3 separate regions of the Homo sapiens genome follow, and regions 1 and 2 are each linked to region 3. The links are chromatin contacts, found by Hi-C or POLR2A ChIA-PET in ENCODE. All regions are on one chromosome and are shown on one strand. The core of a region is the stretch at or near the end of the contact, and the rest is flanking DNA. Distances in the headings are between cores, read along the strand shown. Region 1 overlaps EBF1 (EBF transcription factor 1). Region 2 overlaps EBF1 (EBF transcription factor 1). Region 3 overlaps EBF1 (EBF transcription factor 1).

The links. A loop is a pair of places that touch in the nucleus more often than their neighbours do. ChIA-PET counts read pairs that join two places held with the same protein, here RNA polymerase II (POLR2A). Pooled maps may share reads with other maps.
Region 1: a loop to region 3 is called in a map with no recorded cell type, with 5 times the contacts of the local background. The contact joins two enhancer-like sites. A Hi-C loop is called at or near these places in 13 of 37 single-sample maps with no recorded cell type and 9 of 50 pooled maps. POLR2A ChIA-PET finds 5 or more read pairs at or near these places in 2 of 52 experiments (AG04450 and B cell).
Region 2: a loop to region 3 is called in a map with no recorded cell type, with 7 times the contacts of the local background. The contact joins two enhancer-like sites. A Hi-C loop is called at or near these places in 7 of 37 single-sample maps with no recorded cell type and 4 of 50 pooled maps. POLR2A ChIA-PET finds 5 or more read pairs at or near these places in 1 of 52 experiments (B cell).

The regions. Positions count from the first base shown.
Region 1 is chr5:158,772,719-158,776,816 of GRCh38, reverse strand. All of the region lies in intron 10 of EBF1 (EBF transcription factor 1), which reads left to right. Among named protein-coding and RNA genes, the nearest start is that of EBF1, 330 kb to the left of the region's middle. Within about 2 kb of position 1,441, at least 11 of the 41 ENCODE cell types and tissues checked have a DNase peak (open chromatin) inside an H3K27ac peak, as active enhancers do; they include B cell, where a contact is called at or near this core.
Region 2 is chr5:158,750,543-158,754,436 of GRCh38, reverse strand. All of the region lies in intron 10 of EBF1 (EBF transcription factor 1), which reads left to right. Among named protein-coding and RNA genes, the nearest start is that of LINC02227, 340 kb to the right of the region's middle. RefSeq lists a silencer at 1,871-1,990. Within about 2 kb of position 1,941, at least 2 of the 41 ENCODE cell types and tissues checked have a DNase peak (open chromatin) inside an H3K27ac peak, as active enhancers do; they include B cell, where a contact is called at or near this core.
Region 3 is chr5:158,846,522-158,850,197 of GRCh38, reverse strand. The region is part of intron 6 of EBF1 (EBF transcription factor 1); the gene reads left to right. Among named protein-coding and RNA genes, the nearest start is that of EBF1, 250 kb to the left of the region's middle. Within about 2 kb of position 1,382, at least 2 of the 41 ENCODE cell types and tissues checked have a DNase peak (open chromatin) inside an H3K27ac peak, as active enhancers do; they include B cell, where a contact is called at or near this core.

The DNA.
Region 1 (4,098 bases), core at 192-2,691, 73 kb after region 3:
GGCTGAGTGCCCAATGTGTACGCTAAGAGATCCCTAGATTGTGAAGTGCAAACCAAATACCCAGGGATCTTTTACAATTCACATTCTGCTACAGTAGGTCTAGGTAGAACCTGAGATCCTGTTTCTTAAGCAATCCCAGGTGAGGCTGATGCTGCTGCTCAAAGAACCACAGGTGGAGTGCGGTTCTGGGCCCTCTGCTTAGTGTCAGTCATCCTTGGATAGTGGTAGCTGTCTCCACGAACTAGTCCCAGGTTTCCTTTTCCATTCAGTAAAAGACCACAAGACCAGATTAAGTACAGAGCGGAAGTTGCTTTCACACAAAGAGATAACAGAGCAGTGAAGGGATAACAGTTAACAAATTGTAATTATAACCATACAATTAAGTGGACGAATTTTATTTTTCTGTGACATTTTACTTCAGAGCATCTTTCCCTTGTATTTCAATATTAGAAGTAAAACCAAACATACTTCTTAGTCACCCAGTTTCTCTCTCTCTCTCTCTCTCTCGAAATTATAAAAACAATTAATGCATCCTGACCCTTGGAAATGCCTCCCAGCCCTTTAAACAAAATGCAGGTTTGGTGCCTGCCTGACGATTAGTTTTAGTTAACTGAAAATTATAGGATTGACCCAAGAGGAAAATTTTGTTTGCACTCCAATCACTTTTACAAATTAAGGAAAATTACCACAATTTTGTTTAGCTAAGGTTTCACACTGAGTTCAAGAAATTAGCTCAGCCATCCCAACAAAGTCAGCACTTTGTTAGTGAGCACTTGAAAAAATAATAGTCTTTCTGGAGTTTTGTGGTGTATACAAACGAAGCGTAGAGAAAGCTATGATGCTTTATAGAAGTAGGCCAAGTGTTTTTAATTAGGCTCATTGGTTCAGCGTAAGTTTTGAAGAATAATCAAACTAGCAGATTAGCTGTTTCTTTTAAAGCTAGGATTTCTTGCCATTCATTTTTCCCATGAGAACTTCCACATAGCAGTGTGTGTGTGTGTGTGTGTGTGTGTGTGTGTGTGTGTGTGTGTGTCTGTGTGCATGTGTGTGTGTGTGTGTGTGTGTGTGTGTTTTACAAGTCTCATTATGGGGCTGCAGGAAAAGGACCAATTGAAACTTCTGATACTGTAACATTCCCCAGCATCATTCCAATGGATGGGAGTTTTTCACAATGTTCCCCCACTGAACTCGGTGTTCTGGAACATATTTCAAAACCACAGAGGCCAAATGTTTTCTCTGAGAAGTTTGGACTCTGTTTTTGGCCGAAAACATTAGGCCTCGCTGGCTGCTTATTTACTCAGCTATTAAGAACAAGAAAAGGAGAAGAAAAAGAAGAAAATGCTTGTGTGGTGGGAGGTACAGGAGGCAATCAGGCATGGTTTCCGCTTTGGTGACAACGTCCCTGCCCATTAATGGTTCCATTTTGTGGTCAGGTCTCATTTAGAAGAAATTATTTTTAATCAGTCTTCAACAAAATATCCCCTAGAGCCACCTGGCCATAAAAGTTAGAAAAAAAAATCACCCTCATTAAATTACTTAAGTTCTCAAGAGAAAAGAGCTAGGGATCCATCATTATTTGGAGTTTTTTTAAACACTAAAAAAAAAAATTGCCATCAGTTTAAGAAATCACATCTTAGAAAATCTATATCACACTGGAATTAAGAAAAAAGTGTTGGATTTTCAAGCCTAGAAAAGTAGTTAAGGGTAAGAGCAATAAGTTGGCGCATATGCACATGTATACATCTGTGGGAAATTTAAGGTATGAAAAAATGCTTCTGGTGATCTGGCCTCAAACTGTGGGCACCAGACAAGAAGCCTTTTTTTTTTTTTTTAAATATTCTAGAAGAGAGTTCTAACCTCTCCCCATATCGGAAAAATAAAAATCTGAAGAAATTGGCACAATGATTTCCCCTCTGGTATAGTTACTTGGCTGTTAACAGTTATTGTGACATCACATCATTTCTGATGAAAGGGAATCTGTGTTCATTGGTGACCTACACATGGACCTTTTGATCATTAGCATTAAATGCCTCTACCATGCGTTGCTTGTTCATGGCTGGGGCTACTGGCCTCTGTGATTTACTCAGTTTACCTCTGCTGTCACCACTTAATAGTAAGGGTATAGAGATGGCTCATAAAACCTCTCTGTTCTTTGTATCCAAACAACTGCTCAGATCATTGCAAATGTACGGCCCCCTCCTTTGTCCACCCACAGAAGTTCACACTTCATTTTCTTTAACATCCATAGTATTTCAAGATGTGAGGCTTGGTTTTCTGGATTGGGTGAGCTAACCCTCTTATTTGTTAGTGAAATATCACTTGGAATTTTTCCCTTGAAAAATATTATTGAGCTGAAAAGTAACACCCCAAACTAAGGCCTTATTGCTGTTTTTAAAGTATGCAAGAGAGAGTTGGCATTTGTAGATGTAAATGTCTCTAAAAGTCCATAACATTAAAAAAAAAGAAAAAAGGCAGGAACAGCATGGCCTAATCTATACTAATAAAGGCAGACCTTTTGGGGAGGGAAGAATCTGACCAAGCACAGATTGCCTGCAAGCTGGCTCCCCTTGTAAGGATGGTAAGCAAGCGTACATCTCTCCCTCATTGGTTCTTCAGACCAGAGACGCACGAGGAATCCATAGCTGCTAATGTGCCATGCCCTTGTGTTTGTCCAATCAGAGTCACAGACTCTGGAAAGTGAATCCTGACTGGATTAGAAGCAGAAAAGCTCAATAGCACTTTCTAGATCTTACTTTATTGTGTCCAGTTATTCTTATGTAAATGTAGGGCAAGGCTGACTTTAATTTTCAATAAATGTTTTCTAAGAGAAGGAAACAAAAACACTATCTAATCACAGGATTGATTTCAAAGCCCTATTATCGTTTCTGGTCAGTCCAGTGGGAATTAAATCCACTATAACCTCACTGCCATGTAAGGGCTCTCCCTAATACCTTTATTATTCTCACAGCTTGTTTTCTTGCAGGTGTTACATCTTTAAGTGGCTTGGATCTTTTCGAATCGTGATCTCTCCTGCTAATCCCTAAGTAGCCTTGGAAGCTAATAAAAGACTCTTAGGCACCTTTAGCTGCTTCCTCAAAGTTTTTGTAGTTGGTTTTCCTGATAAGAAGCGGCCAATTCCAAATGCATGTGTTGCCTTCATTCTAGTTATATTTTCTGTAAGAATTTTCATATATTCTCGGGGAATATATGACTGAAAGAATGGGACACCAGGACAAGGTTTGAGCAGCCTAGGGGTACCCTGAGAGCTGTACACCACCTGACCCCCCAAAAGTTGGTGAAAACCCTGATGAATGATCATCTAACAACTCAGATGTCTGGTTAGGTCACTTATCAGATCTTTTCTACCACTAACTTTTCCAATTCCAAACATTTTTCACCCAATTTCCTGTTCCTGTGGAAGGACTAACCCACATTCCTGTGTATTAGCCTGTGAACTAACTTCGAAATGAGAATTCTTCGTGGAAATACTTCCTGTTTGTACCTTGTGCCCAGAATAACTCCACATCCTTTGCCAATGCATAACACGTTGCTTTGCACATAGGAGGGGCTATTTTGTCTGCATATGCTCTGTGGAACTTGACATCTTTTACTATGACTTTTAAGTTTTCCGTTTTTTCTCCCTATCCCTCTTATTTTCTTCTTGCTCTCCCATCTCTCCTATCTCCCTTTCGCCTTCCTCTCTCTTTTCTTTACTCCCCTCATCCTTTCCTCCCTCCCTCCTAAGGGGATAGTACCTCGCATACTGATTGACTGCTTAGGTTCAAGATGATGGATATAGATTGAATTCTCAGATCTACCATTTACTAGAGAGGTTATCCTTGGGACATCATATGATGCCTCTAAACCACAGTCACCTTATCTTTATAAGGAAATAATAATAATACCTTGCTGGGGTTGTTTTTAGGATCAGGGAAACATATGTAAAGTTTTAGAATCATGGAACTGTATTTAGCATGAGGCTAGATACTAGTAGTTTCCATTAATAAATGGTGGCCATTATGATTCATTCCTTTGTTTCTGAGTCCCTACCAGGAGTAACTATTTTCCATGGATTGTTTATCATCCTTGTCATCTCCC
Region 2 (3,894 bases), core at 692-3,191, 96 kb after region 3:
CAGGCTGCACTGTCAGTTGAGCACTGGGGACTGAGATGTTTGTGAATGCTGTGGTCAGTCAGGTCTGAGTTCAATGAAAAGTCATTGCCTGAGGGTTGCATAACTTGATTGCTACAGGTAGAGAATGGCCTTTCACCAACACCAAAGATTTATTGGCTTTTGGGTGGGAAAAGTCAGCTTTTATATTTCAAGAGAGTAAATCATCTCTTGTTAATTGTGAAGCCTTTAAAGGCTATTTAGGATGGTGAACTTCTGCTAGAGCTTCATGCAGTAATATGTAAAATATGTAGTTGACCAGAAGTTTACAGTTTTGACTAATAGAAGTATTAGTCAATGGGTAATACTTCAAGTTTGCCAAGTCCCAGCTTATAACTGGACCTTCATAAGCCAGCCTCATGTTCTAACAGTCAGAAGCACTCTAGACTTGCAACTTTAAACCCTAGTTAGAAAAAAAATTAGCAAATACTATATTTTAGCCAGAAAAAAAAAATCTAGGGCTACAACATTTTACCAGGGACTCATGTTAACATTTGGTCTACAACAACTTTGTTTATAGAATACTCATGCAGGTAAGTTTTGTGGTCGTCACAATCTGTCTGAAAGTAAACATTTTTGGAAGTAGAAATTTGAGAAAGCTATGGTGGTGCTATTTAGTAACATAGGCCATGGAGAATTTGGTCAATGAAGATCAACAACTTTGATGAAATAGTTTTTGCCTGAATAATGAATAATTTATTTTGCCTAACAGTCTACATTGCTAAAAAGGTGAAAGCAGTGGTCAATTTAATGAAGAAAAGTGCATTCACTCAAAGTTTTTGGCAGAAAGGAGAAAAAATATCTGGTTGATTGATTTCCTTATTTGCTTTCCAGCTGGTGGTTTTGGTGTGGTCGAGACACTTCATGGGGTTCCTGCCTTTAGTTATGCTAGTTGTAGCAGACCACTACCTTGAATCAAGAAAGCATGTTGGTCTAACTCTAAGATTATAGCCAGAACCCATCAGAGGGCTAGAATTTCTTTCCACTAAAAGTTCCTTTATAAATTCTTGTGTTTTGTTGTGTTTCTAGGTATATGTTTAAATGGTTTCAAAATTGATTGCTTTTAATAGTTCTTTTGTTGTTGCTGACAGTTGTGGAGAGAGTAAGATGGAGATACACAAAGCCTTTTCTTATTAACAGATTTCCTGTTATACATGTATTAAGATTGTCGGCTTCTACTCCGGTATCCTTTCCTTCTAGCTTGCTTCACCAGAGGGAGAAAGACTAGCTCAATTATATTATCCTGTTAGATTGCTTAAATCATGTTTAGATAAAAAAAAATTACTTTCTGCTTTCTTACTATAGTTCATGATTTCCATTTTGTAAGGCATCTTTTCTAAATTTTGTGCTTTATTATTTTTGCGGTGTTGAGCGAGCGAAAACAAACTCTAGTTCATAATTCACTTTAAAGAACATACCCTTTCTTTCTATTTTCTTGTTAAAACCAAATTGTGTGCAATTTGTAGGAAATTGAAACCACATTTTTCACTTAACTTTCCAAAATTAAAATTTATGGGGAAAAAGAAGCAATAAAACAGTTACAATCTGGTCATCTATAATTATCTGTGTGGTGTGAGCAGTTCCACATTTGAAAAATGTGACACGGATAACTTATCAAGATTTTACAACCGTGGGACATTTCACTTCTTATTTGCTGCATTGGAGCCAAGATCTCCACAAAATGCTGAAAGTTACCACTGTCAGTTTGAAAGTTACATGTGTGAAGAGGAGCTTTGAAATGTATAGAAAACAATGGACAGTATCTAAAAACAGTTGTTTTCCTCCCTCACTCAGTAACGAAATGTATTACAGTAAAAATTTGCCATTGTAGACTGTTCTTATTTCCAGTATTGTTCTTGATTTCAGTTACTTTAACATTCTCTTGTCACGCTCTACTGGGTAGGAGAAAACCACAGAACTAGTGAGATGAACCGTCTATTTCTGTTTATTGGTGCTGCCATTGCTGTCTTGGTATCTCCATTTCTAAAGCTTTCTGCATCTTTATAGATTTCCTAAGAAATGGATCCTTGAAGATATTCAAGTCCTAAGCTGTGCTTTTTTTTTTTTTTTTTTGGAATAAATACTTTTTCCCCTTTTAATCTTGCCATCTAATTGTTTCTAAGTTATAATAGTAAAAAGTTTTAGATTCTAAGAAATTTGATACTTCAATCCTAGTTCTTAATAGAGGGAAAGTTCATTTAACAATGGCTCCTTTGTGGAAATATAATCATATTTAGACAACTTGATGCAGCTGTGGTGAAGTCATTCATTTGTGTTTTCATTCAGTAAACTTTTATTGAGTATCTATTTAGTTTCACATCTTCTGTTAGAATCTAAATATAGAGTGGGGAACAAAACACTACAAATAGTACTGCACATAGTAATTATTCCCTTGAACCTTAGCATCATCAACATCATTCTAGATAAAAATGTATGGATGGACAGATCTTTGGCAGTATAAAAAAACCATCTAAAACCACTACAATCCTGAGTCTCGACTTAAGCTCAACTGAAATTGCACCCTTGCCTCAGCAACTTACAAATGCTCAAATGTTTTATAAATATTTTGGCCATGTCCATTTCTTTATTTGTAAGTTGATTCTGATCAATATTATCAGAATTTTAAAGATGTATTCATTTAATGGATAAGTACTTATTGTATAACGTAGTCTTCTAAGTGTTTTACAAATATTTAGCCCATTGAATCCCTGAACATCTCTATAGGGAAGGCACTTGACTGTCCTGATTCAACAGGTAAGGAGACTGAGACATAGATTAAGCATTTGCCAGAGTTACTCAAGTGGAGGAACCTGGCCAGACCGTCTGACTCCAGAATTCATCCTCTTAACTGTTCCACTGTACTCTTTCCTCAGTACTTTGGTATTTCTATAACTACGTATGTCTTTTAAAAGTGTGATGATCCCTGAGTGTATGACGCTTGGACACATCTGGTAGGATTCTGCAGACAGCTTACTCTGCCTGTAAGTGGAGAGGTTCCAAAGAGGCATCAGTAAAGGAGTCCCTGGCATGTGATGGCCCTCAGGTCATTATGAGCCAGGGGCAAACGCAACATGTGTCCTACCTTCCATTCATTCTAAGTTGTTCATTCGCCCGTCTCTCTAATACGTGCTTAGATATAAAAATAATATGTGCTAATTTAGAAAATTTAGAGAAAAACAGGATAGAATTTAAGGAGTTCAAATCATCCAATAGCCATCACCCAGAGTTGACCACTAAAAAGATTTTTGTATATTTCTTTCATATTTTTCTATACATAACAAATATATATGAACATTTTCTTCGTATTTGTGGTTATACTGTATATGTGTTTACACACACACAGTTTTATATCCTGTTTTTTTCACATAGCCTAATAAGCATTTTCCCACGCATTAAAATTTCTTCATAAACATGTTAATAGGCTGCATCATCTCCCACAGTGTGGATTTACTATATTTATTTATCCATTCACTATTGCTAGAAATTTAAGTTGTTTTATTTATACTCGTATAATGATACAATCTTTGCTCTTTTCTCTAACTTTGATGCTTTAAAAACCATAGTAATTTGTGGTAACTAAATGTTCTATCCCTTTATGAAGATTTTTTTTTAAATGCCCTAAATGATTTTTTTTTGCAAGTGGTAGATTTTTAAAAAAAACTTTTGAAATAATTTTTTCATATAATGCTTTTATTATTTGCACTATAAAATGATGCTATAAAATATAGAGTAGAAATAAAATATGCCCAAGTGTCCACATGAACTCACAATTAGTCTAGGAAATTATATCTAGCCGTAAAGTGAGAATATTAAAGCTCTTGTATCTATATTAATACAATCAGCCATACTTTTTAATGA
Region 3 (3,676 bases), core at 133-2,632:
AACTAAACAGACTTTAGTTATATGGCCTTTTATTCCTTTGGGTTACACTTGAATGATGGGAAAACAATGGCAGGTTTAACTTGGAGATAAAAATTTCTCAACATCAAAGTTTAAAATATTAAGTAGGAAGTTAAGGACACCAATGGTGTGGAGCCTTCCCAGTTGATACTCATGTATGAATTATGCAATATGAAACTAATAAATGATGTACATTTTACAGAGTGTGAGATGGATAGCTCTTAACTGTTCACATTTGAGTTAAATGGTAAATCTTAGAGCATAGAAACTTTGAGAAAGCCACTCGTAATCTTTAGTTCCTAATTTATTCCTTGTAGAATGGGGCCAACATCCCTAGGTTCTGTGCTGAATGATATTCACTTGAAGTTTTACAATGCAGTTGTTTGTTATTTCATTAAAGTAGTGCCTATTCATAGAAAAGTCAGAAAATATAGAAGAAAGAAATAATCTTTGTGCTATAATTCAAAGCTAACTGCCATTAATATTTGCAGGTAGTTTAAGTCAGCTGTGTATTCAGTGCTTTGCATGTACAGCTGTGCAAGGAGCTGTCAGGAATGGAAAGGCACTATCAGAAGTCCGTGGTGTCTTGCAGGGGCAGACCATTATACAAGCAACTGCAGGCCTTGCAGTGAAGACCAAGTGTGACAAGTGCTGTAACAGAGTGTAGGTGGCAGGGATTAATTCTAGCTCTGGGTATCTGGGAAGGTTTCATGAGCTCAGTACATTTATACCGCACCTGGAGGGATAAGTGGGATGATGGGAAGCTGAGATGGTGTGGGAGTGAGGGAGGCATTTCAGATCCAGGGAGGCAGCCTATGGTGAAGGCAGGAAGGAGATTTCATGTTCAGGGCACAGGATGTAGCTTGGTGTGACTTAGCAAAGAATGCTGAAAAGTGAAGAGTAGGAGAGCATATTATTGGCATTATTAGGGACTTTGAAAGATTCACTGATCTAGCCCCTGCCAGAACAGCCACAACTGATTAATATTTTAAAAGTATTCAATCTTCCTTGGCAATTACTTGAATACTCTATCATCCTAAGAGTCAAAAGTTTTCCTGGGAATTTGAATGTAAAGAGTTGTCTTCTTTTTTACTTTTCTTTTGGAGAAAAACTTGAACCAAAATCATGGTGCTCTTAGTAAAATTGGTATTGAATGAGAAGCATCACTACATATTGGACTCTCTGGAAAGGTCTGTTGGTTGAGTAAGTGAATGAATGTGTGACAACGAACATTTGTACTTTTTGAAGTCTTGAATCATAAGTTGAGCATCCAGGCAGAACTGTATGCCTCAGTTACTGTGGACTTGAACTTCTTGATCTCTCTCTGACATCTGTCACCTCCACAGGGGAAGTTAATATCGAAACCCTCTGAGTCCTTAGAAGGGAAAAGTGAAATTCTAACGTGAGATTCTAAATGAATCTGCTTTAAAATGCTAAACACATATGTACTGAACAAGGAGATATTAACAGCCTTTCATTTTCAACCCCTGGCTTTCTGTCTGCATGAAACACACACAAAAGTAGTGACTGGTGACTATCATAATTACATATAGTATAATTTAATCCTTATGGTGATGTTCATTGACACTTCCCAAGAGACCCAGATTACATTGGTTTTGTTTTGGCCACTGTTCTCCATATTTGGGTTGGTTCTGTTACCAGATCACCCACTGGTCTTTCATTATGGTTAAAATGCATTTGAGGGATCACAAATAGGGTGAGAGTGGTTGGGAGCAAACTCAAAAAATATTAAAATTTATAATTGGCTATAATCTAGTGAAAGTGTTGGCATTTCTAGTGAAATGATTATGCTGGCTTCAGTTGTAATTTTGAATGAATCTGGTGATGATAATAAGAATATAACCAGAATGGTCAATGATCCCACGATATATATATAACATGTAAAGAATATAGTTTAATGGATGTGGGCTTTGGAGTCAAACTGCCTATGTTCAAATCTCAGCTCCACTTGTTACTAGATGGGAAACCTTGGGCAAATTACCTTACCTCTTGGTAGCATTATCTGTAAAATGAGAAAAGAAGTAGAATCTCATAGGACTGTTGTACAGAGTAAACTGATACATGCAAAGCACTCAGGACACGGCCTTACACATGGTGCAGTGCTTGTGTTTGCTGTAGTAACTGCTAAGTTGAGGAGCTGAGGCTCCTTCTGCCTCATTTTTTATGCTTGGCTTTGTGGGGTGGGTCGCTGTTACTGAAGCAAAGTTGCCACCTGCCTGTGCATCCTTTTCAGCCTGGGGAAAGATTTACACCAGTAATCCAGAAGTGCAAGTCCTGATACCTTTGCTCAAAACCTGTCCCTTGGTCTGCAGGAACTCTGTGGCCATGATTCCCAGTAGAAATTTGGTTCCTTGTAATGGAAACAGTTTAAAACAAATGTGTCCTCAGTCTGTCCCCAGTTCCAAGAAGGACAGACGGACACTTGGTTTTGTGATCTGCCTCATTTCTGCCACATTTCAAATCATTAGGATGACTTCAAATATTCGCCCAGGGCCAGAGTTTGCACCTTAATATGTTTTGGCAAGAAACACTTGGCATTTGAGTAATCTGTGTAAAAGAACATCCGTGAGGATAAACATCTTCTCTACCACACATGAACTTAGAATTCTTTCTCTCTTAAATTTCCAGTCAGACATTGCTAGGGGAGTAAGTTGGGCCAGATAGCCAGAAGTCAGTGTTAAGCTACAGCCCCCTTGCTCTAACCTCCCTTCTCTGTGTCATTTCTAAGAAATTGTAATTTTTTCTTTCCCCATTGGCAACTGGTTAGTTGTCCTGTCCTCTACCTATTCACTGTCTCAAGACTTTTTCCTGCCTTTCAGATTTGACTTCTAGTATGAGGAGACCTACGTGGAGTGCGTCCTTTTCCTTAAAACTATTTTTAAATTCTTTCATTGGCTGCTGTGCTATGACAAAACCATTTTGTTTTTTTAAATTCTTGCCACTAATGATGCCCTTCCCTCAAGGGCATACTCTGAGCTCTGAGGTAATGAATGCTTTTCAGGTTGATCATGTTCATCCCTTCAGGCTGAGAACACTTTCCAGAAATGCCCAAGATCTAAAGGACCTTGGCCAGTGGAAAAGGTAAACTTCTTGAAATCAGTGGCCAAGAATAGGGGCAGCCACATGCTCTCCCCCTGGGATCCCCAAGATAGTGCCACAACTCGGTACCATTCCACCCTCCACTGCAGGGAGAGAGGAGAGAATTTGCTTCATCTGTGCAGAATTCCCTCCAGGATCTTATTCCTCCCCTTTCTGCCCACCCCACCTCTCAAACAGAATGATTGGTGCTTAAGTCAAAGAGGGTCTCTCTCAGGAATGCATGTTAATATCAGAAAAGGAGAGGAAGTCAGCCCGGCAGTGAGCAACCTTTACCCTTACATGGGTTCAGCCTCCTCAGCCTGCCCTTGTGGCATCCTGGGATTTTGGCAGCCTTATGGGTATCAGATTTTCACATGGATGAACTGTACTCTACAACTACTTCTGTGTGCTAGGAACCAAAACGCTTTCTTTGACATTGAAAATAGAGTTTTCTCCTTCTCACTGTTTTGGCCTGCTCTGTTGCAAGGGAGATCCATTTTTCAGGGCCTTGAGACTCTTGTTTACCTCTTCTCAGAGCTCTGTGTCTTTGAAGGCTACC